Regions from separate parts of the Homo sapiens genome. Here all the other regions are linked to region 1. Evidence: chromatin loops called from intact Hi-C (ENCODE). Cell type or tissue: dorsolateral prefrontal cortex. All regions are shown on one strand.

Region 1 (8,000 bases):
TGATTTTTTGGAGGGTTTCTCATGTCTCTATCTCCTTTATTTCTGCTGTGATCTTAGTTATTTCTTGTCTTCTGCTAGCTTTTGAATTTGTTTGCTCTTGCTTATCTAGTTATTTTAATTGTGATGTTAGGGTGTCAATTTTAGATCTTTTCCACTTTCTTCTGTGGGCATTGAGTGCTATAAATTTCCCTCTTAACACTGCTTTAGCTGTGTCCTGGAGATTCTGGTACATTGTGTCTCTGTTCTCATTGCTTTCAAAGAACTTCTTTATTTCTGCCTTAACTTCGTTATTTACCCAGTAGTCATTCAGGAGCAGGTTGTCCAGTTTCTATGTAGTTGTGCAGTTTTGAGTGAGTTTCTTAATCCTGATTTCTAATTTGATTGCACTGTGGTGTGAGAGACTGTTTGTTATGATTTCTGTTCTTTTCATTTGTGGAGGAGTGTTTTAATTTCAATTATGTGGTCAATTTTAGAATAAATGTGATGTGGTGCTGAGAAAAATGTATATTCTGTTGATTTGGGGTGAAAAGTTCTGTAGATGTCTATTAGGTCCGCTTATTTCGGAGCTGAGTTCAAGTACTGAATATCCTTGTTAATTTTCTGTCTCAGTGATCTGTCTAACATTGACAGTGGTGTGTTAAATTCTCCCACTAGTATTGTATGGGAGTCTAAGTCTCTTTGTAGGTCTATAAGAACTTGCTTTATGAATCTGGGTGCTCCTATATTGGGTGCATATATATTTAGGATAGTTAGCTCTTCTTGTTGTGTTGATCCCTTTACCATTATGTAATGCCCTTCTTTGTCCTTTTTCTTCTTTGTTGCTTTAAAGTCTGTTTTTATCAGAGACTAGGATTGCAACCCCTGCTTTTTTTTGCTTTCCATTTGCTTGGTAAAGTTTCTTCCATCCCTTTATTTTGAGGCTATGTGTGTCTTTGCACGTGAGATACAGCACACCAATGGGTCTTGAGTCTTTATCCAACTTGCCAGTCTGTGTCTTTTAATTGGGGCATTTAGCTCATTTAGATTTAAGGTTAATATTGTTATATGTGAATTTGATCTTGTCATTATGATGCTAGCTGGTTATTTTGCCTGTTAATTGACACAGTTTCTTCATCGTGTCGATGGTCTTTACAATTTGGTATCTTTTTGCAGTGGCTAGTATTGGTTTTTCCTTTCCATATTTAGTTCTACCTTCAGGAACTCTTGTAAGGCAGGCCTCGTGGTGACAAAATCTCTCAGCATTTCCTTGTCTGTAAAGGATTTTATTTCTCCTTTGCTTATGAAGCTTAGTTTGGCTGGATATGAAATTCTGGGTTGAAAATTCATTTCTTTAAGAATGTTGAATATTGGCCCCCACTCTCTTCTGGCTTGTAGGATTTCTGCAGAGAGATCTGCTGTTAGTCTGATGAGCTTCCCTTTGTGGGTAACCCAGCCTTTCTCTCTGGCCGCCCTTAGCATTTTTTCCTTCATTTCAACCTTGGTGAATCTGACAATTATGTGTCTCGGGGTTGCTTTTCTCGAGGAGTATCTTGGTGGTGTTCTCTGTATTTCCTGAATTTGAATGTTGGCCTGCCTTGCTAGATTGGGGAAGTTCTCCTGGATAATATCCTGAAGAGTGTTTTCCAATTTGGTTTCATTCTCCCCTTCACTTTCAGGTATATCAATCAAACATAGTGTTGGTCTTTTCACATAGTCCCATATTTCTTGGGGGCTTTGTTCATCCTTTTCATTCTTTTTTCTCTAATCTTGTCTTCACACTTTATCTCATTAAGTTGATCTTCAGTCTCTGATATCCTTCCTTCTGCTTGATCGATTCAGCTATAGATAACTTGTGTATGCCTCATGAAGTTCTTGTGCTGGTTTTTCAGCTCCAACAGGTCATTTATATTCTTCTCTAAACTGTTTATTCTAGTTAGCAATTCATCTAACATTTTTCCAAGGTTCTTAGCTTATTTGCATTAGCGTAGAACATGCTCCTTTAGCTTGGAGGAGTTTGTTATTATCCACCTTCTGAAGCCTACTTCTGTGAATTCATCAAACTCATTGTCCATCCAGTTTTGTTCCCTTGCTGGCGAGGAATTGTGATCCTTTGAAGGAGTAGAGGGGTTCTGGTTTTTGGAATTTGCAGCCTTTTTGCACTGCTTTTTCCTCATCTTCGTGGATTTATCTACCTTTGGTCTTTGATGTTGGTGACCTTCGGATGGGGTTTCTTTGTGGACGTCCTTTTTGTTGATGTTGATGGTATTCCTTTCTGTTTGTTAGTTTTCCTTCTAACAGTCAGGCCCCTCTTCTGCAGGTCTGCTGGAGTTTGCTGGAGGTCCACTCCAGACCCATTTGCCTAGGTATCGCTAGCGGAGGCTGCAGAACAGCAAAGATTGCTGCCTGTTCCTTCCTCTGGAAGCTTCTCCCCAGAAGGGCACCTGCCAGAGGCCAGCTGGAGCTCTCCTGTATGAGGTGTCTGTCGACCTCTGCTGGAAGGTGTCTCCCAGTCAGGAGGCATGGGTGTGAGGAACCCGCTTGAGGAGGCAGTCTGTCCCTTAGCAGAGTTTGAGCGCTGTGCTGGGAGATCCACTGCTCTTTTCAGAGCCTGCAGACAGGAATGTTTAAGTCTGCTGAAGCTGCACCCACAGCCACCCCTTCCCCTGGTGCTCTGTCCCAGGGAGATGGGAGTTTTATATATAAGCCCCTGACTGGTGCTGCTGCCTTTCTTTCAGAGATACCATGCCCAGAGAGAAGGAATCTAGAGAGGCAGTCTGGCTACAGTGGTTTTGCTGAGCTGCAGTGTGCTCCATCCAGTTCAAACTTCCTGGGGGCTTTGTTTACACTGTGAGGGGAAAACCTCCTACTCAAGCCTCAGTAATGGTAGGACGCCCCTCCCCCAACCAAGCTCAAGAAACTCAGGTGGACTTCAGACTGCTGTGCTGACAACTAGAAATTCAAGCTAGTGGATCTTAGCTTGCTGGGCTCCGTGGGGGTGGGATCTGCTGAGCCAGACCACTTGGTTCCCTGGCTTCAGCCCCCTTTCCAGGGGAGTGAATGGTTCTTTCACTGGCATTCCTGATGCCACTGGGGTATGAAAAAACACTCCTGCAGCTAGCTCAGTGTCTGCCCAAATGGCTGCCCAGCTTTGTGCTTGAAATCTAGGGCCCTGCTGGTGTAGGCACCTGAGGGAGTCTCCTGGTCTGCAGGTTGCAGACTGTGGGAAAAGCGTAGTATCTGGGCCCTGATCTGCCTATCATCTTCTATCCAGCAAAATCTGGATGATGATATAATATATTCCTTTCAACATATTACATATTTTGAATAGTAATGAACCATTAAATATTAATTTAGTGACTATTTTGTGCTAGGTATTATTCTAGAAATAATAGGAAAGTAAGGATACAATGACTGATAGCATAGTCCCTGGCTTCAAGGAGGTTTGAGAAATTTGTCTGGTAAAAGGTGACAGGTATATAAACAAAGTGCATTACAGTGTAATAGGTATTGTGATGAAAATATGTATAGAGTTCAGTGCAGCCACATGGGAAGTGGAATAATTAATCAAGCTAGAGTGTAATAAAAGCTTTTATTATTGAGGATCATAGAGGAAACGTTTACCCTTTAAATTTGTCACTTATTTTCTTTCTGATTCTCTTGGACCTGTGTGTCTTTTGATTGTTCACCAAAGCAACTTCATTCCTTTCATTTTATTATAACACCATGGGCATCTATGACTCAATGGTATATAACAAAATATGTGTGTGCAATACTGCCTCAAAGTACATATTACTATGATGTGCTTTATAGGACTCAAGGTGAAAATAGAATATCATTAATGCTGAAGAAGACATAATGATCTGTGCTTTATTTGTTATTTTGTGTTTCCAATTAGTGATTATGCACAGTCTCAAGTTTGAGGTTGATCCTCTCATGCCCAGCCACTACAACTCTTATACACCTCTGTCAGAGTGCATGGAATGATCTCATGGGAGAGCATCTTGGGGAGCATTATGAACTCTGAAATGTCCTCTTCCCTTGCTCCTGAAGATTCATCAAACTATATGAACCCTGATCTTGCTGATATCAAGGTCTTAGGCTCTTTCTAAATGATAGTAATACAGAAAGTTCCTGGGTTATGGGAAACACAGTTTATCTAGTTTTATCTTCTGCTAGGTTTAACAGTTAATTTTGAGGGTGGGCCTATCATAGGTATTCAAGAACTACTTCAATGCTTGGTTGGTTGGATTTAGCACTTTTTGACAACAGCCAGTATGAAAATGTTCAATTTTTTTTCCCTCCTTTAAAAACCTAGCTTCTCTTCCCATCTTTCTACTTCTCTTTCTTCCATGCTTTCTTTGCTTAAATGTGATTATCTTAGTCTATGAGCTTGAGGGCAGGGATGCTCTTCTATTCATCTTTAACCAATGTGTTTAGCACCAGTATTGGCACATGGTAGGCCCTCAACATATGCTTACTGTATGAATGACGCATGTCCTTCTTGTCTTTGGGATTACCCTAGTTGCTACTCTTAATGCAGTAATAGTAAGACATCTTTATGCCCCCAGAGTCCCAACTCCTGACCCCACTTCATGTGAGAGAATTGCTTTGACTCCAGGTGTTTGTATATCCACTAGAGGGCACTGTTTTGTCAGAGGCTGTTCTAAACTTTTCTTCAATATCAGGATAGACACCTTAACTTCATGGGCCACTCTCAGCTTCAAGTTCTTAATATTTCTGTTAATGAATAATTCTTTGAGTTTTCCATCACAACTATTCTTGCCAATATATAATCACAATAAGAAGTCATAATTAAAAACAATCGTAATAATGTTAGATACAAGCTAATACTTATTAATGGATATGGCAAATACATATTTAATAACCAAACGTGGTAAATAAGAACACTCATATATGTTAAGGGAATTCTTTTATGTTTCTTGTTTCCAGATTTTCTTCTGACCAAAAGTAGAAGGGCAAGTAAAGTAGCCATTAAATCTCAAACTTCATTTTTTGTACTTTCACAATAAAAGCATTTGTAAGGAGACTAGGGAAATTCCAAGCTAAACACATTATATCCAAATTTGAAAGGTAGCTTCAGTAGAAATTTGTTTTAAATGAGAAAGGCAGTATTGAGTGTGATATTTTCTAAAGCTATAAAAACTACATTTTATGAAAAGTTTCTTCTCCCTCCATTACTTCTATTTCCACAGAACTATCTTTAGGCAGAATCAAATGAGTTCCTGGGCTTTAACGTCAAACAGTTTGAGTTTGCAAATATTTTCACCTTACACGTGAATCAACACAGGGGATATGTGAGAAGACAAAGCTGTTCACACTGTCAGCAAGCTTCCAAACACATCATTAACCCAGTGGTGACTTGGGAGGTCCTACTGTAGCTGTCTAAGGAAGCTGCAAAAGAGGGAGGAGCCAACAGGGAGGGCCTATTTTCCCAAGTTTAAAATCTTAACTCCGAATTATGTCATAGAATTGAAAGAGATGGTGGGACCCAGTAAACCCTGTCAACAATTAAAGAACAGAACGTAAATAAGAACTCTTGGCGTTTTCGCACAAGAATCTTTGTGATAATCTGTTAGCAAACTCTCTTTTACGTTATGTTTAAGGACTTTTTAAAATGTGGCATTTTTTTGTGCCAGGCTGCAAAGTCATTTGTGAAGTGTTTAATTAGGCTTACTTTGATTAAAAATGTAGGCTTAAATATCTGTTGATTTTGTGACAAGCTGTGGATGTTAATTGTCTTGATTGGTTTTATTTTGTATTCTTAGGACAACAGGATCTTATGTGTATAACTGTAGTTGGAGAAAGGAGCAAAAGTGTAATTTTTGAAAGGAAACATATATTTCTGAAGTTAGCCAGATGTTACAAGACCACGTACGTAGGAGGCATTGAGCCTGAGACAGAAAAACTTGAAAGATCTGGTAAAGAAATTGAGCACCCCCCTTAAATTTATATCCAGCAGAAATGGATGCTAGTTTTTTTCATGAATTTTATGTGGAATCTAGAGCCTATCTAGATTCCTACTCAATAATCCCAACATTTGTATATTTATAAATGACACCATTTCCCTTGAATATCATACTTCTTTTCCAGAGGACTTTAAAACTTTTAACAAAGAGAGAAGACATGTATTTTCACCTATTTGATGTAGCAGATTATTTACGGAGCCAACATGTTGACACACTATAAACTGTAAAAAATGAGGCCTAATAAGGTTAATTGTCATCTGAACCTTCCTCTGTAGGCTGCAATCTGTGGGCTTTGATTGTTTCTCTGGGGGAAACTCTGCCCAGATGGCGAAGTCCTCAAGGCCCTGACCCACAAGAGGCCTGCGGAGATGGAGAACAAGGTGCTTCTCCACAGACTAATTAATTTACTAGTATAGCACCTGTTCCAGAATAGATAGGGCTGGAAGGGAAAGCAGTCCCTGGGCACAGTGGCAAGCTCTCGAGTAAATGGATTTCAGCTGATTATATTAAGCTGCTGCTTTGATCATCTAAAGGCGTTAAAATGGAAATATGTTTTTTTCTGGCTGTTGGCTACTGTGAGTGTGGTTTGTATTATTATTATTATCATAAATGTTGGATAATAGAAAAGGCTGTTTTAGATTTCAATACATCCCACTTAAAAAGTGCATGGTATCTTTGTGTATTTCTATTTCCAGTTTAGAAATGCGTGTTGTCATAAAACTGCACCTTTTAAACAATTCTGCTTTCTTGTTTCCATTTTATTCCAGCCAAATTACTAGCTGGAAATCAAACACCAGCACAGATTCCTTTTAGCTGGAACATTTTATTATGTACTCACACCTTTAATTCAATGTGTGTAATTAGGCTTTAATCAGCTGAACACTATTTGTGAAAAAATAACAGACACTTCTTTAAATGAAATTCTGGTAAAGTCATGCCATTAAGCTTTGGTGACTAGTTACTGGCACGAATAAATCCTTGTGTAAACAAGGCTTGGTAGTAAATGGATTTACAATGTGAGTCTTTCTGCACTCAATTTCACTTTATTGCCTCTTTGATTCCCAAAAGGATTAGAGATAATTTTTTCAGTCCTTTAGATGCCATAAAACTGTTTCCCTTTCCAAATTAACACTATGATCTTCCATGTAATGTGTTTGGCAAACATGAGGAATTTATAAGACCACTAGTCTTACGTTGTATAGTAATGGAGATAAGAATATGGTGCCTTAGATGTCATGGCCTTACAATGGGAAGCTTTTACCAAGGTTGTGAATGAGGTTTTGAAAATAGAAAAGTATTCTTGATTGTATGGAACACAGCCTAAAGAATGTTAATGATTATAGCTCTTTGGTAAGTTAAATGATTTGAACTATTTCTATTACCATTGCGAGTTAATTTCTCATATTGAAACAGGGAAGTGCTGTTAACATTATGACAGGCAAAATTTAGTCCTTCTTTTTTAAGAAGATATGACACAGGATAGGAAACCAGCAAGCACAACAAATTTAGCATATAATCCTGAGGTTTATTTCCAGATTGTCCTCTCTCGTTGTATCCTTATAATCCTTGGAACTATCCGTTCTGTGAAAGAAATTGAAAATTTCATGGCTGCTTTTCCTTGGTTCTCTTCTCTGAAACTCCAAAAGCATCCTTAAGGTGTTTTTGTTTTAGTGGATTTATTTGTTCAATACACATTCTTTTTTAAAAATCAAAATGCACAGAAACGTGTATAGTAAAAGTAGTTCATTTACTATCTTAACTCCTGAATCTGGTCCCTTAATGCAGCACCTTAGATTGACCAGTTCCTCACGTTGCCCTCCAGAGGTATTTTAATGGTGCTTGGTACAAACTAAAAGACATTTGAGATATTTCCAGTGATTTGCTTCTATAAGTAATACTGCTGTTAATATCTCTGGGCCAATAGTGCAAATGCAACTGCAGTATATATTCCTAAAAGTAAAATGGCTGGCTCATGGGGCACATGCATTTTAAATCTGGATAAATATTGCCAAGTTGTTCTCCAAATATGATACA
Region 2 (8,000 bases), 380 kb after region 1:
AAGTGGAAGTTGAGATCAGTTAGTCGAGGGATTCATTTGAGTGTGTTTATCTTTAAAATGGTTTATGAGAAGAAAGGGAGAAATGAACTGGGTGGAGGACAGAGGTAGAGAATCCAGTGAAAACATGTTTTTAAGATTAAAGCCATTTTTCCACATTATTTTCTTGCCACAAGTGACAACACAGAGCAGGAGTCATGAAAGTGGATTACTGTCACTCTGGGCTATTGGAGGCCCAGAGAGCCCTGGCATTAATTCCTATAGAAAGGTAGACAAACCTAGTCAGTAACTAACACTGTCCCCCACAGCGCCCTCACTGCCAAGTGTTCAGGCTCTCTCAGAGTTGATACAGACCTCAGGGGGGTCTAGGTGGCAGGGCTTCCCTTGTGAGAGGAAGCGGAGGCTCTCTGTGGAACTGAGAGGGAGGAAGCCAGGTGGCTGTAAGAGCAAGCCTGAGGGGATAGGGTGCTGTAATAGGAAGGCTGTGGCCACCAGTCCCTCACATGGCTGCAATTAGTGAGTCAAAGCTAGCTAATGATGAATCAAAAAGAGCCAAGAGTAGGACTTTCTGGGTGCTAAAGACTAACCTTTAGCTTGTTCCACTCCTCCCACTGGGCTCCCATCCTAGGTTTTCCAGGATTGGAGACCTTACTGGAGGAAAGGGCAAGTATGTTAAGAAAACATGCCTAGCCCCTGTCTAGCATGCGCATACTGGCGGGGTCTTGCAGAGATGGGGAGAAACACCTTGGGATGAAAGAAGCCCTCAGTGATCTGTGTGTCTGGCTCATACAGTTGTGCACGGCCAACCAGAGAGTGGGGGAGAGTAAAGCCTCATTTTTTTTTCAGTCACTCTATCTGGGGTTGCTTATCTCCTCTCCCCCAACCCTCTGCCTCACCCCACCAGGACCAAATAGAATTGAAACTTCATTGCCTTTGCCTGTACTGAGCCTAAAAACTCAGGGTTTGATAAGGTTACTGCACCAATGATACAATTGTAGATTTTTAAAAGCCTCCTCAAAGAGACAGATGTTTGGGCTGATTAAGAATTGAGGAGGAAACCTGCAGCTGCACCAAGGAATAATCTATTGGACAAATATTGTAATAAAAAAATATGAAGAGATCAGCCCGACCTTGCAAGGTCTTCTGCTTTAAAAAAATCTTTATCAAACCCCTATTCTATGGCTTCAATAAACAGAACCCATTACCTCACGGCATCTTTTGTTGGCCCCATACAAGAGAGAACAAAATGGTTATTCAGGGGAACGCTTTCGATTTTTATTGTGGGTAGCCTGCACAAAGAGCCGTGTTATTGTATTTAAAAGAACCATCTGTAGCAGAAACAATGGCATCAAATTATCTTTGAATACCCACTGAAAAAACATAAAGCTTTTTTTTTTATTCTTCTTCTGTACGGTGGGGGGATAGAGCAGTGTTAGGATAACTGACTTTTTTGTTGTTCTCTGGGTGCATTCTTCTCGCTCCCCCTCTCTCTCCCCCTCACCCTCTCTCTCTTCTCTCTCTCCCTCTCCCTCTCTCTCTCTCTCTCTCTTTTAAAAAATCAGCCATTTGGGGTTTTAAGCCATAAACGATTTTTCTTGTTGCAGGGGATTGCAGTGGCAAAGCTAGGCTAGGTCTTGGAGGCTGGTGTAAGGCGATGTGGGTGAAGGCAGGAGGCTGATGGAAAGACTGGGGGGAAGAAAAGCCGAAATGGATTCACGGTGCCTTGGATGAAGGACGAGAGGGGAACTGCAAGCTCCTTCAACTGGTTCTGTCCGGTGAGAAGTGATCAAGCTTGGGCTGACAAGAGGCTCAGGGAGCCCTCACGTTCTTTCGCTTTTTTACCTGCCAATCAAACTGCTACAAGACAACACCCTGATCTGGCATGGACATGTAAGTAGCTTGCAACCCAACTTTGACATTCACTGCTAGCTCACTCCTCCCCCCACCTCACTTTCTTCCCCACTCATTCTGTTTTTCTTTCTTTTTTTTTTTTTTCTTTTGACCTTTAAGAGATCTGGAAATACACCCTGTGTGGCAGTCATTTAACACTGGTAGATTTAAGTCTGAAAGCGTTAACTTTTGGAATTAAATTCTAATTTAGATTTAACAAATGCAGAAATGAAATGACATTATTTCATCCTATTTTGGACGGTTTTGGTACTGAACTTAATCAGTTGTCTTACAAGGGTGTGTTTCTTTTACTATGAAACTGAAGAAATAGATCTGTGAGCCCCCAGAAAGAAACCCACTAATGAAAAATTCAGGCTTCCATCTTAAAAATGTTAAACTCTAGCATTTCACCCCCATAAAGAACCTCTTCCAGACCAATGTTACTAAATGGAAAGAGTGATTTGATTCAAAAGGTACATATCATTAAGGGGTTGCTACTACTTCAATCGGCGTCTTAACTATTTTGGTGGTGGTTACGGGTAGGGGGAAGTTGCAAAACAAGAGGAAGGGGACATGGCGATACCTCGTTTTTTATAAGAGATTGACATAGAGGAAGATAGAAATGCATGGGGGCAGAATAAGCAGGAAATATTACCTGAGAGAAGGAATTACAGAGCATGGCGAAGCTGGAAGGTGGGAGGGTTTCTGCGGGAAGTCGAGCGAGGGGTGATGGGGCTTGCTCTTTGGCGCCCTCTAATGGCAACTTGAACCAATGTTTTACTTTCGTAATGCAGTACTGGGAAAAGCAGCTGGGTTTTTGTTATTGCTGTTGGTTTTTTTCCTCCGCAGACTTAGAAACTAGAGACTATTAGTGGAGTAAATTGATTGTTTTCAGCCTAGGAACTTATATATATATGTCTTAAACTCACCAGTGTTTCCTCCTCAAACATCCCCTCCTCTCCCTAAATCTTGTTAGACTAATAGAAGAGGACAGGCTAATGGCAAATTGACTTATGGAGGGTGGTCCACGCCCAATTAGCCATTGCGGGCGGGGGAGAGGGTGTAGGATTCGTTTCCTACCTGAACAGCATTCTGACTCTTCTAACATACTCGAGAGGTGTAGGGGGTGGAGTAGGAAGGGATGATTTGGAAATTGCAGATTCTGACATGGGCTCATTATAATACACTTTTAAGGGGGCTCTTGGGAACCTCTGTTATTGCGACATGTGGTGGTCAGGGGGCTTTCCTTCCCGCCTTCTTTTTCTTTTTTCTTTTTCTTCTTTCTTTCCTTCTTTTTTCTTTTCTTTTTTTTTAATTTGATAGATAAAGGTTAATCTTGGGCTGAATGATAGAGCTATGATTGACAAGAGAAAAGGTGTTGAGGGCAGGTCGCGCTGTCTTATTTACAGCCCACTGCTTGCTGTAGAGTCTTTGTTAGGACTGGAAAGCTAATTTAGTGCTGATCAAAAGCACCACAGAGTTAAAGGACTGGTAATGACTGCTAATTTCATTTCAGCCTCATGCATCCCCAACTGCTGTAATTAAAGACACGCTATTTAAATACAGGTGAAGGGTTTTTTTTTTTTAAGTTGGGTTGGGGGGGGGTGGGTGGGTGGATTACAATTTTATTTAGATCTTCTACTCTACTTGGGTGTTATGTAGTCCCAAATTAGATTTTATTATTATTATTATTTAGAGCCGCTCCTTGTCATTTATACCTGGCTTTGCAGAATCGGAAGTGTGAAATGTGTCACTCACATAAAAGCCCCTGTTTAAAGAAAGGGTGGGACGGGGGAGTGCAGAGGAGTAACTATTTAGGGGTGATTTAAATATTTAGGTCTCCTTTTTTTCTCCTTCAAATTAATAGAAAGGCCTTCGATATAGTTAAAAGTATTTGAAACTGGGGGCAAGGTTAACAGGCCAAAGGGATCAGTGTCAGCTTTTTAAGTACTTCTAAAAAGATCATGTGAACAGATGGAAAAATATATTTTTAATTAAATAATTTCCCCCACACTATAGCTGCAGTGTTGGCTCAGAAACCGTGTAATTTCTCATCCGATAGGAGTTTCTTTATGAGAACATCAAAGGATAAAAAGCTCTGCATTTTCGTAGTTGGTTAAAATTGATAACCACCCCCCCATGCGCGCGCGCGCACACACACATACACACATATACACACACACACACCAACACACACACACACACACACACACACACACACACACACACATATCCCCAAAAAAGAATTTAGCCTTTAATCTCTTTTTATCCACGAAGACTAAAGCTCTGTACTCGACCCCGCGAGCGGCTCTCGCCTTCCGGGGCTGGAACCCGACTCAGATGTGAAGCGGCACTGAGCCGCTGCGCAGGTTCGTGCCCAGCGCCCCCTGTTGGACACAGTAGGAGCTGCGCAGCGCCAGTCCCAGAAATCGCTGGAATCCTGCTCTGGGGTTAGAGAAAACTCTTTTATTGCCCTCCAAAAAAGAAACGGGATGCGAAAACAAATTTTTATATCCTTGAAAAATAATATAATATTAACTCAATAAAAAACTAAAGAGGCGATACTACAATTTTAATTCAATAAAAAATAAAGACTGTCCTCCTCACATCCCAGCCATCCCCCACCCGGTTTGGTTTTGTAACTCTTTTGAAAGGTTCTGCGATGGTAAAACAGGTAAAGAAAAGTGACGAAAAACAAAGCATTTTTCTGTAGCCGTGGAGAATCAAGCAAAGTATACTTCCTCCGTTTTGTCCACATTTCAAAAAATTAAACGGAAGATGCTGCTGCTTGCTGTTTTGACGTTGTCAGCAGCGTCTTGAATGCCCTCAGAGGTCCTGCAAGTATCGTAACTGAGCCTTCGAGTAAACGAAATAACTTGCTTTTATGTGTTTATTTCCAGAGTATAATTAAAAGACCAGTCTCTTCTTTGAGTGTTTCCCATCCCCTAGACCAATCCTGGTCAAAGTTTTTCCTTCCCAGATACTGGCTAAGAAACACATACTGGCTAAGAAACAGGTGCCTGGTATCTTTTTTCTTTCATCTTAGCCGTAGGATTTCGGGGAAGGTGTGCCAATGGTAGGGAAGGTTTTCTTTGAAATTCAGCATTTCGTTGACCAGGAATCCAAATTATCCTAGGGAAGGGGGAGTATTTTTACACTTCCAAAAAACTACCTGTCTACATAATAAAGAGCTTTGCCTTTTTTATTATTATTATTTCTTCTTCTTCTTTTTGGTCAGCAAGTGAGGGCAAAAGTAGCCTTTGAATTATTTCAGAAAGAGAAACTGTAAAAATGGCACATCCTCTGAATTTAAAACAATAGGGAAATGTGGGTTTGCTTAATTGTTTAAAATCAAATAGAAATAATTACTGTGCTAAATGAACAAGATGTTTTAAGATTTACATCTTCAGGGTTATGGTTATTGATTTTAACTTTACCCTTAAGAAGTTTAGAGATCGCGTTTTTAAAGTTTGCTTATTGACGGAAATCGGCTTAATTTTTCATAAAAGAATGGCTTTTTAAAATATTGAATACTATGGCTATGCAAGGTTTATGATACCTTTATGTTTATTCTTCCCACCTCCCAAAATTAGCGAATTCGAGATAACATTTCAAGGGGAATTGCTATTTAGTGCGATGAGAGATGACTTCTCCATCTGGTTCCAGAATTAGATCTCGGCTTAGGTTTTTTAGTAAGTAGGTTCAGATGCAATGGAAGGAGAGAAGAATCAAGCCTTTTGATAAAATCTCTACCCCGAATTCTATGGAAAAGACAGGCAAGCGGGATTCCAGCCACAGCACCCCCACCTTTTGCTCTACCAAAAGGCTTGTCCCCATTACAGAAATAATATAGTCGGTGCTAGTTTTGTGAACCCGCGCCAACCGATAAGGTAAGAAACGGTGCGCTGACAGCCGAGGTCCGAAGGCTGCTCAGTGGTTCCCGCAGCCCGTGGGGTAGGGAGGCCAAAGCCAGCAAAATGTTGGAGGCGACGCCAGAAAGAGAGTATATGCCTGCTATTCGGAAGTGATGTCGAACGTGCAATAGCAGAGTCCTGGAGATTTCCACCCCGTTCCGCACCCAGGGATCCCAGCCTGTGGGGTAGCAGGTTGTTGGGTGAAGGCAGGAGGGAGAAGCCGCACCTGGCTGAGGGCGGGTGGGCGTGCCGGGAGCGAGTGCCCAACTTTCTAGGGCCCATGGAGAAAGCATAACCCCTAGTTGAGGAAAGAGAGCTAAACAAGTGGGTGGCCCAGGCCTGGGAATGCCACCCAGCTCTCCCGACGCAGTGTTATTTCTGTGGTCCCAGGGGGCCCCAGCACCTGCCCGAATCCCACTCCCCAAGGCCGCCAGCAGGAAGGCAGCCCCTCCATCTTTGAGGGCTGAGGAGGGGGCAGCGAGTGACTTGATTCCTTAGTAGCAGGGAAAACCGCAGCGGCTGGCAACGGGCCGCGTTTCTCCGCGGCGGCAAAGCGCCCTTTAGGGGCGGGGCGGGCATTTTTGGTCTCCTGTCCCAGCGTCCAGGCCTGAGCCCGCGCGGGTTGGCTGGGCGCCCTGCTTTGTAAGTAACCAATCTTGCTGGATTCTGAGGACTATCCAGGCGGATGGGCCCACTTAGCTTAGGCCCACTGAGACCCTGCCAACTCCTCAGACCCTTTTCCCCTTCATCCCTCACACCTTTCATGATGAACCCAGGAAAGAACCCGAACTCTGAAAAACAGTACATGTGGTTTGAAGTTTGATAGTTATTTGGGTGTGAGGGACATGACTCTATTAATAAAGACTAAGATTCAAGGCTGAGCTCTCATTTATTAAATTTGCTCTTTCACTCTGTTTTCAAACTCTGGAGATCTTTCAGTTTCGTTGCTCCAACCCTGACACAGACAAAGGCGCCAGGGAGAAAGCCCAGGCGGGCTTGAAGCAGTTGAGGTATAGACTGATACTCATCTCTCCATCACTCAGACGGGCAGATAAGCACTGCCAGACTGGGGGTCCTAATCCAGGGCCCAGCGGCTACGTGGGTTGCTGCGGGGTGTTGAAACCACAAGTACAACTTGACACCATTGAGCCCACGGTGCTTGTCAATAATCTGTGAATTAGGTGCAGAGATTGTCACTGTAGATCATAACAGTTTCTGAAGGACTCATTACAGCCTATCGTGTCAATGATCTTCAAATTAAGGAGGGGAGGTGGGGCGAGACGAAAAAGGAGTGGGGAGAGCCAGCAAAAAGGGAAGAAGGGTGGGAGGGAAGATAAAAGTCAGAGCCCCAGCTCCGAAGGAGCCTTTAAAGATTATCAGGCCAGCGATCTGAGAATTCCATTGGGATGGGTTTGGAAACCCAACTCCATCTGAGCCAGGACTGGAAGAGGGGCGCTGGGGGCAAGCAGAAGTGGGCCCCTGGGAAGGCCGACTTCTCAGGCATTTCTTTTGAGGCCGGAATAGCTTTTGGGAGAGGGTTCTAGATGTCAATGGGAGGCCTTGAGGATGCCAGCCCGCCCAGGATGGGTGTACACTTTGATTTAGAGCACTTTCCAGGGCAAGCCGCAGCTGCAGATCTTTGAAAAAAGTGGTAATAGTTTCGTTTAGGGATGATGGTGATTGTAGGATGACTTTTTTTTTCCAATGGTTTGCTTTAACTTCTTTTCATGCCACAGGTGAAAGCTTTCTTCCTTTTCCTCTGATAGTATTCCTGTCTGTCCCTCACATGTTACGTAGATCTAATTTCTTTCCCCAACTTGTTTTTTTGGGTGCCAAACACATCAGCCCTCTGAGATTTTATCACTTTTGTGGTTTGTATTGAGTCCAACTGTAATTCTGGAAAGGGAACTTGTGGATAACACAGTAGCAGTATGTTCCATAAGATTCCAGAAGAAAGAAGACTAAATTCCATTTATGCGGTGTGGCAGGGGCCAGGCTAAGGGAAAGAGGTTTTCCCTGCTTGGTAAATTGTCCTTGCAGTGAAAGGGTAGCCCAGCCTTCACTGGAGTGTCATTTAATACTGGCTAGAGAAAGGTTAAGGAAAGTGTAGGTTTGTTTTTCCCACAAAAGTTGTGGTCACAACTAAACGAAGTAATCACAGTTGGAGAATTTAAAACAACTGTTTTTTCTCTAAAATGA
Region 3 (8,000 bases), 240 kb after region 1:
AGGGGTTTCACTGTGTTGGACAGGCTGTTCTTGAACTCTTGGCCTCATGTGATCTTCCTGCCTCGACCTCCCAAAGTGCTGGGATTAGAGGCATGAGCCAACGCATCCGGCCCAGGAACTTTTTAAACATGCCCATGAGCAAGGGGCTCCCCAAAATGAATAGAAGCAGAGTACCTAGTGGTGGGTCCTGGCATCTCTATTTAAAAAAAAAAGTCTACCTCGCTTGACCAGTTGCAACTTTTGTGCCTCTAAGAAGTATCTGAATAGCTTAGAGTAGCACCTTGGGATATCGACTACCCTGGGATATTACTAATCTTAGTCTTTACTCAGGAACAAATGAGCGTAATCTTGTTTTGCTTTTTAATTTTCATTGTTATTTTGGAGTCTGTGGAGAAAAAAAATAATTTAATTGGTGTTAAAGCAGTTCATCATATGAAACAGAATATGAAAATAATCTGACTATTCAATTTCAAACTGTTGTATTAATAGTAATTAAATTGTTAATCATTGAGCCATGTCTATGCCAGGCACCATGCTAGGGTGCTTTACATACATTATCTCATTTAACCTTCTCAGTAACCGCATAATACAAGTTGGAAATGCCCTCACATTGCACTGCAAAAATGGAAAGATCAGACAGATTAAGTAACTTATCCAAACTCACAGCTAGTTAGCAGGACCACAATTTGAATCTATGTCTTTAGGATTCCAAAAATCCACAATTTTAATCTCTCCATATATAATTCAAGAATCCAAAAGAACCACAGTTAAGGCAAATAGCGTCTTTGACTATGACCTAAAAACAAAAAATAAATTTAAAAAATAAAATAAAATAAATTGGGTTCCTTTCATTACTTACACTTTGCTTGCCTGTGCACATAACTCGACTCTTGGTTAATCACCAGTTAGCTCAAACAGGTTAATCACCTCTTGACCAATCTGTTTGAAACTGGTCAATTCAGTAGAAACAATCAAGCTGGCAGCAGTTTTGAATAGCTGCCTCAGGAAAATGGTCCCTTCAATTCTGGATTGAGACATGGGGTTGGGATAACTCACACTGCCAACGTTTCCAGGGAAAATATCCAATGCAAGGAAGGAAGAAAGAAACAATTAAAACTAAAAAACAAGCGAACATCACATATCTATATGTTTGTGACTATGGTTTTTAGCATAAATATCCCTTAATAATTATTGTACATACATGTAAATGGGTATAATGAATATATGTATGTATGTGGATATGTATACACACACACATACACACACAGATTACTAGCAGGTGAGCATAAATTAAACCAAGTGTGAATCCTGTTATTTTTTAGTCTTTCTTCCACACCTGGTGAATTTAAACCCCTATAGGTCATCTTGTCAAAATACAATTTAGTTCTGAAATAAAATAACAGAACGGGAACAAACACGATCCATTAAAACTCACTGCCAATGTTGCCAGATAACTACAAAAAAATAGAGTGTCTCAGACAGAAATATCAATAACTTTAATGCGTGCGATTTGTTAACAGGGAAGAAAACAAGCAAACTTGCTCTCCGCTGACTGTCACTAATATTTATTCGTCCAGTGACTGTTAATCAAACCAAGTTTACAGTCCCGTACAGCACCTGTCACAGGTGCTGATCATTAATCAGCTATTACAGCAGTTTATTCTGCTGCTGACAACTCGCAATTTTCCACTGATTCAGCTAGTTTGTCAGGTGGGAATTATGGCATAGCGCATGTGACAAAACACATCACCCTTTTTTTTTGCATTTTCAGGCTTCTCTCTCCTGCTTTCTCCCCCTTTTTAGACAAACAATATCTGGGAACTCAGAAGTAATAAGGCGGAATGCATAATTAATTACCCAGCTTGCTCTAATTAGGGATGAATAAGTTGTGTCCCTCTCATCATCACAAATGTGGTGATGGGTAATACCAGTTTATGCTGTATTAACTGCAAATATGCAATCCTTCTGAGAGCACTTTTGTTGATGAATTTGATGAATGTGACAATAATTAGCAGAGACAGATGAGAGCTAAATTACTACTGACAATGTAATGCTATCCTGCTCGAGGGCCTGGGAACGTGGCAGGATAACATGGCAGGGACCTGGGCCTCGTTTCTAATTAATAGTCTTTTTTTCTTTTTCTTTTTTTTTCTTTTTTCTTTTTTTTTCTTTCTTTTTTTTTTTTGCCAGTGGGGGAAAAAAGGAGTAACGGTAATTGTTTTCCTCAAAGGCTGCAGGGAGTTATCAGGGTAATAAAGTTAATTAGCAGAACAAACATCCTTTCACTGCCTTACCAGTCTGAGGAAAAGAGGGTAATTCAGACTGCAGAAAGATATGACTAGATGGGATGATAAGAAAAGAAATCTTACACAGGAGGCCAACAGAGAATGATTTTCTCCCTTCATTTATTTGGCTTGATGCATGGAAAGAAATTAGACAGCCTCTTCCTTCAGGTCACAAAGTTGCTCATGTAAAGGACTTTATTGTTATGATTTTGAGTTTGGGAAATAAAGTTAGCTTAGATAAACTCCACTGTTTACTTCTTTCTTTTCTAGGTAGTGATAGGTTTGTTCAATTTTATCTTTATTCAAGTGCATTTTCCTAATGTCCCAGACGTAGAAGTGAGTTCTAATATTTGCCAAAGAGAACATTTGGCTGCACTTTGACTTACAGAAATCTGTTTTGTTCTCTGAATCTTTTGGAAAAAGTAAGAAATTGTTCAGCAATTTCCACGAAGTAGTACTCTTTATTTTCCTGTGTAAATTTAAAAATCAAAATGAGATTTTTTTAAATGTATATAATCTAATTCTATTTTTGTAATCTCAAAAGTCATCTTTATTAAAATGTGGCAATATTGTCATTTCTGTCGTGGCATTGTAGATATATGAGTAATCAATCAAAAAGGTGAATAGTTCAATGAATCTCAGTTTTACATATAGCTGTATTCAGTTTGGTCACATTGCTTAACATAAGTAGATTCAACATAATGGGAAAACATCCACCAGACATTCTGAAGACTTTGCAAGTTTATTTTTTCCTATGAAGATCATAAGTGGTTGGCCCCCTTCAAACATCCTACATCTGAAATGACTGTTTAGTATGAAGTAAATAACACTAGGATGAAAGCCTGAAGCTTTCTAAAATAATATCCACAAGGAGGTGTCTATGATTTTTACTCCTTTTAGGTACATTTCCAAAAATTTTCATTTTATGCTTCATAAATCATTACATATCTAAGTTCTACATATTTACCATGCATATAAATGTGCACACATTCATTTATTGTTAGAGCTAAATGAAACACCTTTCACATGACTGTGTGTTTAATTCTAAGTTAAGAACATAAGGAGTTAAGTGGTGAATTTCTACTTCTGTGTTTGACAGTATGGCACCAGGCTGACTTTTCAACAGAATCCTATATGGATAGACTTCCATGAAAAATGGGTGAAACTTCTAACAAAATGGCCTTTATTCCTAATATCCACATTACTAAAGTACTGTACTAGTCCCTAAGGACAAAAGTAGTATAGAGGACATAACACTGAACTGACTGAGTTGTTTACTGGCTGTGCTACCACATGTGTATGACTTGCATTGTCCTGTCATGTCCCTTATCGTTGATTTGCTCATCTATAAAACTGGTTACCCTGCCCTGCCAACCTCATAGGATTGCTATCGAGCATACACACACACACACACACACACACACATACACACACACACACACTCTGTCTCTCTCTCTCTCTCTCTCTCTCTTTTAGATTGCTATGTTTTACCTTGTATCCTTAGCAGCATTTTTAATTTTTTGCCATATAATCAAACTTTACCTTTACGTAGAACTAAAAGAAGCATTCCATGCTACTTTCCAACAACGTGTAACATTTTAAAACAAGTTCACTTACCAAAAGGGAGACAAACTGAAAGAAGTAACACAAAAATACAAATGCAAAATTGCTTTTTTCTAGAAATGGTCTAAAATTTTTATTGTGAGAGAAAGAATAACAGGGAACACATTTGTTTGTTTCCTTTGGGACCTAAGACAAACGTATTGAATATTCTGGTACTTTCCCCTCTAGCCACTACTTCCTTCATTGGACTGCAAGGTATTTCTGTTTGGAAAAGTAATGGAGTCCAGTCAACTTCATTGATCGCCAAGGACTGTCAAAATTATAAAACTTGCTGTGGAGCTCTGACATGCCAGAAGCCGCTAGAAAAAGAAGTTTGACATTCAGAAACTTATCAAGAGGTTCTACTCTTTGGATAGAGACCAAAATCATACTTTGAAGTAAGTAGTAATTTCCAATATTAGCCCATTGGGTGAGCTAAAAATGCCTTAGTTAGATTTGCCAGAATTAGAGATTACATTTGTTAGAATTAGGGGTTCACTAATTAGATGCCCTAGGCACTAGCCATATGTACTATTGGTATTATTATGAATCTTTAGGAATTTAATTCTTTCTTTGCCTTTTTTACTCTGAATTCCTAAATCATTGTTTGAAAGAGTATTTTGACCAATGCCCAGTTTATAAGGGTTCTGGGGCATTTTTGCTTCTTGTATGAGTTCAGTGGAGTGTTAGTTGGCTAACTAATTACAAGGGACTAAAAATAAACCATGGTTTATTATTTTCCAATTTTGAATTACAAAATTATTTAAATGTCTGTAATCGAAGTGCTACATTACTATGTAATGAAATTACAATACAGCTTAATGATATTAGGAAACTGCATGCAAAAAAATATTTGTACACAAGGTGGTGATGTTAGCAACCAACTACAGTACTTTTATTCTGCTAAAAAACACAATAAATAACAACAGATTACTTTCCCCAAGTGATCCCCAAAGGGCATCTTTAGTTGTTCATATAATGATAGCATGTAAGGGCACAGAGCCACATGGAAAACCTGTCAGCATATGTCATTAGAGTAGCAGAGAAAAAAGAGAAAAAGGACAAATCACAAAATAGAGAATAACTGCTAAAGAGTAAAATTATGTTTACAAGTAGTAAAGATTCAAGAATTCAGCCCTTAATACATAAGTTTCCATTGACTCCTATTTAGATATATATGTCCAAGGAGTTACATTCTAAGTGTAAAATTGTCTCTGTAGCTCTAATAAAATATACCTACTTTCCAGACAGCTTTCCGTCTGAAAACTTTTGCCTCCCAAGCTTCCCCCTGCCTTTACAGTTAAGTTTCCTGATTCCAATCCTAACTACAACCTTGGTCCACTGAGGACAATATCTTTCCCTCTATTCATGTTCCTTGTGCACAAATTCAAGTTTTTATGTTTCTATTAGTATAATTCAGAGCAATTAAAAATTGAAGCTGCAAAAATAAGTCACAAACATTATTTCTCATGAAATATTTGACCTTATCAATTCTAAAATATAAATTAATACAAGCTAACATTAAAACCAGCTCATATTTCTTGTAAAGTGGTACATTAATAATGACCTCTCAGGCATAATTAATTAATTTTATTATATTTATCCCTAAAATTCACATATTTGTTATAGTGACATGTATTTATTCTCAGATACTTTTTTAAAGTAAATGATGTCATCAGCAGGAACACAGAACTTGTTGGCTGCAAGATAGAAAGCATATATGCCATGAACCAAAAAGGTAGGAAGGTGTATTTTCAATTTTAAGGTTCTTCTCCTAAGATGAAAAGAGCTGCAACTGTTTTTGCAAGTAAGAAAGCAAAATATCTGTTCTTGAATTATCTAAGGATGAGTCAGAAACTTAAAGCCGAAGAAAAGTAATAAATAATGACAACAGATGTTTGTAAACGTGTGCTCCCCTGTTCAGTGTTTGTATGTGTTGTTTTGCCTTGATGTGCTGTCAGCAGCCTCTCACCTGGGAGTAGTGATATCTTATCAAAGCCCAAACAGTTCCTCTTCACAACAGACAGATAATAGTCCCTTTCAATTTATCATACTGGAAGTCTAAAAGAACCATGGGAACGACTGGTCAGGTGACAGCTTGATGGACAGTTTGACACCCCTTAAAGCATCATGGGAAATGGTTGTCACCTGATTTTCAGAGCGACCAGGGAGATAACCTTCAGAATGATGAGGGAAACAAAAATCTGAATATGTGTATAAGATCCAGTGCCAGCATCAGTGCTCACTTAAGTGATAATAAGTATGAATTTAGATGACTCAAAATGTTGTTATCAAACCTGAGGGGTTTTCCAAGTCCAGAAGTGCCCATCATCTCTTTAGATGCCTTTTATATTTTTATTCAAATGTCATTTCAAAAATATATACATAATATAAGGCTTTCATTTTAAAGAGACACAATCAAACGTACTAAATATTTAACCACATGTTAAATATATTAGCTGACCACTAATATTCTCCAGATTTCAAGTCTGCTTTCCTTTTGACAAACTCCTCGTATACCATATCCTAAATATAGTCTGCATACCGCAGTTCTAATTAAGAAGGCTATTATAAAAAAAATCATATAGATCAAATTTTACAGGCGGGACTAACTCAGACTCATGAAGATCGGTGTAGTGTTAGTGCAAAAAAAAAAAAAAACAAAATGAAATCAATTTGAAGATCTCAGGCACAAAAACCTTTGAATCTATATTAATTCACTCATGCAGCCAACAAACATAAATTGAACACTTACTACATGCAAGGGTCTCTGCTGGACATATAAAGATGAGAAAAATAAAAGCCCAGTTTTCAACAGCTCACAGTTTGTGAGTGAGGATAGACAGTTTTAAATGATAGTAGATGGCAAAAGAAATCATCAGTCTAAATCCACTGCCTTTTAGTTGGTGAGGCTTACACACAATTGCTGACAACAGTGTCCCTTCCATATTTTCTCTTGTATATTGTATATGCAGTTTACAATGGTTTTGTGGTCTGACCTAAAGACATACTCCCTGGAAATTGGGATTCCAAAGGGAAAAAAAAATAAGGATTCGGTGTTTATACATTTATTGAGTGCACTCCAACTTTGAAGAATGATTTCAGAAACGGTAAGGAAGTAAAGAGACTTGAGATGAAGTTCCCACAATTGAGTAGGACCCTAAACCTCACAAACTGTCTGTTCCTTAGGTATTTGAGCTACTTTTTTTTTCAGAGCAGACACTCAAAAACTTAATTGTAAAATTATATCTCATATACAGAAAATCTAGAATAATACAAAACACTCCTTTATAAACTTATTTCAAAATTTATTAATCATTAAGATTTTGCCACATTTGTTTTTATCATTCCTGTTCTCTCTCTCCTTCTTTCCTTCCTTTATCCCCATTTAGCTATCTATATATTTTTCAGTAATGTTAATAGGAAGAAATGAAAATAGATTTGTGTCTGATTCATCTATATACTTCTTCACAAAGCCTGCCAACTGCCTTGTATATATGTAATAAATATTTATGAATGAATGAATGATGAATAATATTCAACCTAGATCTTGTCTTTGATCTTTTAGATTTGTGTTTGTACATAAATATAAAATGTACTTATTATTTTTCTAAACATATGTAATCTTTCATAAAATACTAATCTACCCCCCAAAACTATGTCCGATCAATGGGTCTAATAAACAAACAACAAATTTTTTTTTTAATGCAGCAGGAATGTCAAGTGACTTTCCAAAGAAAGTAAAAGATAAAAGCTTAGGTGCTGCTGGATCTTTGTCCTGCTCTGGGACAACTATAGATGCTGGACAAAAAAAAACCAGGGATTTAAAACAGAAACTATCTTTCAGAAAAACACTCTAGTGCCATTGTTGAAATTGGTACCATTTGGCTGCTTGACACTTTTGGGATAACACTCTGCTTTCACAAATTTTGATGCTTTGGACTCACATTCCAACATGATTTTTCAAATCTAGTTGTGCGAAAGCCAGACAAGCCAGACAAATAGTGAGAGCACCCTCCGTGTTTTCCAGGGAACTGAAAAAGAGCCAGTAAATAATTTAAATAACTCTTACCAACAGAATATTCTACATGTAATTTTTCACACGAAGACACA

Evidence for each region. Peaks named below come from ENCODE experiments on the same cell type or tissue, not always from the same donor. Only the 100,000 strongest peaks of a DNase experiment are listed, where the experiment ranks them.
Region 2: it touches region 1 in a loop (11-fold over the local background); 60 of 110 quality-filtered maps call a loop at or near these places.
Region 3: a loop joins it to region 1, with 6 times the contacts of the local background. A loop is called at or near these places in 12 of 110 quality-filtered maps.

Annotation. Positions count from the first base shown.
Region 1 is chr3:181,322,210-181,330,209 of GRCh38, forward strand. All of the region lies in intron 3 of SOX2-OT (SOX2 overlapping transcript), which reads left to right. Among named protein-coding and RNA genes, the nearest start is that of SOX2-OT, 270 kb to the left of the region's middle. In dorsolateral prefrontal cortex, CTCF peaks have their summits at 4,616 (motif pointing right) and 4,815; no DNase peak of the experiment used is centred here; H3K4me3 peaks cover 2,898 bases; H3K27ac peaks cover 3,616 bases.
Region 2 is chr3:181,697,997-181,705,996 of GRCh38, forward strand. It overlaps SOX2-OT (SOX2 overlapping transcript), which reads left to right. Exons shown (of 7, transcript NR_075092.1): 6 at 1,602-1,887. Among named protein-coding and RNA genes, the nearest start is that of SOX2, 9.9 kb to the right of the region's middle. RefSeq lists an enhancer at 6,793-7,294. In dorsolateral prefrontal cortex, CTCF peaks have their summits at 2,648 (motif pointing left), 2,856, 4,315 (motif pointing left) and 4,519; DNase peaks (open chromatin) are centred at 1,671, 2,615, 4,245, 6,385 and 3 weaker places; H3K4me3 peaks cover 8,000 bases; H3K27ac peaks cover 8,000 bases; H3K27me3 peaks cover 7,197 bases.
Region 3 is chr3:181,559,644-181,567,643 of GRCh38, forward strand. It overlaps SOX2-OT (SOX2 overlapping transcript), which reads left to right. Exons shown (of 7, transcript NR_075092.1): 4 at 4,077-4,285. Among named protein-coding and RNA genes, the nearest start is that of SOX2, 150 kb to the right of the region's middle. In dorsolateral prefrontal cortex, a CTCF peak has its summit at 4,746; a DNase peak (open chromatin) is centred at 2,078; H3K4me3 peaks cover 5,292 bases; H3K27ac peaks cover 7,763 bases.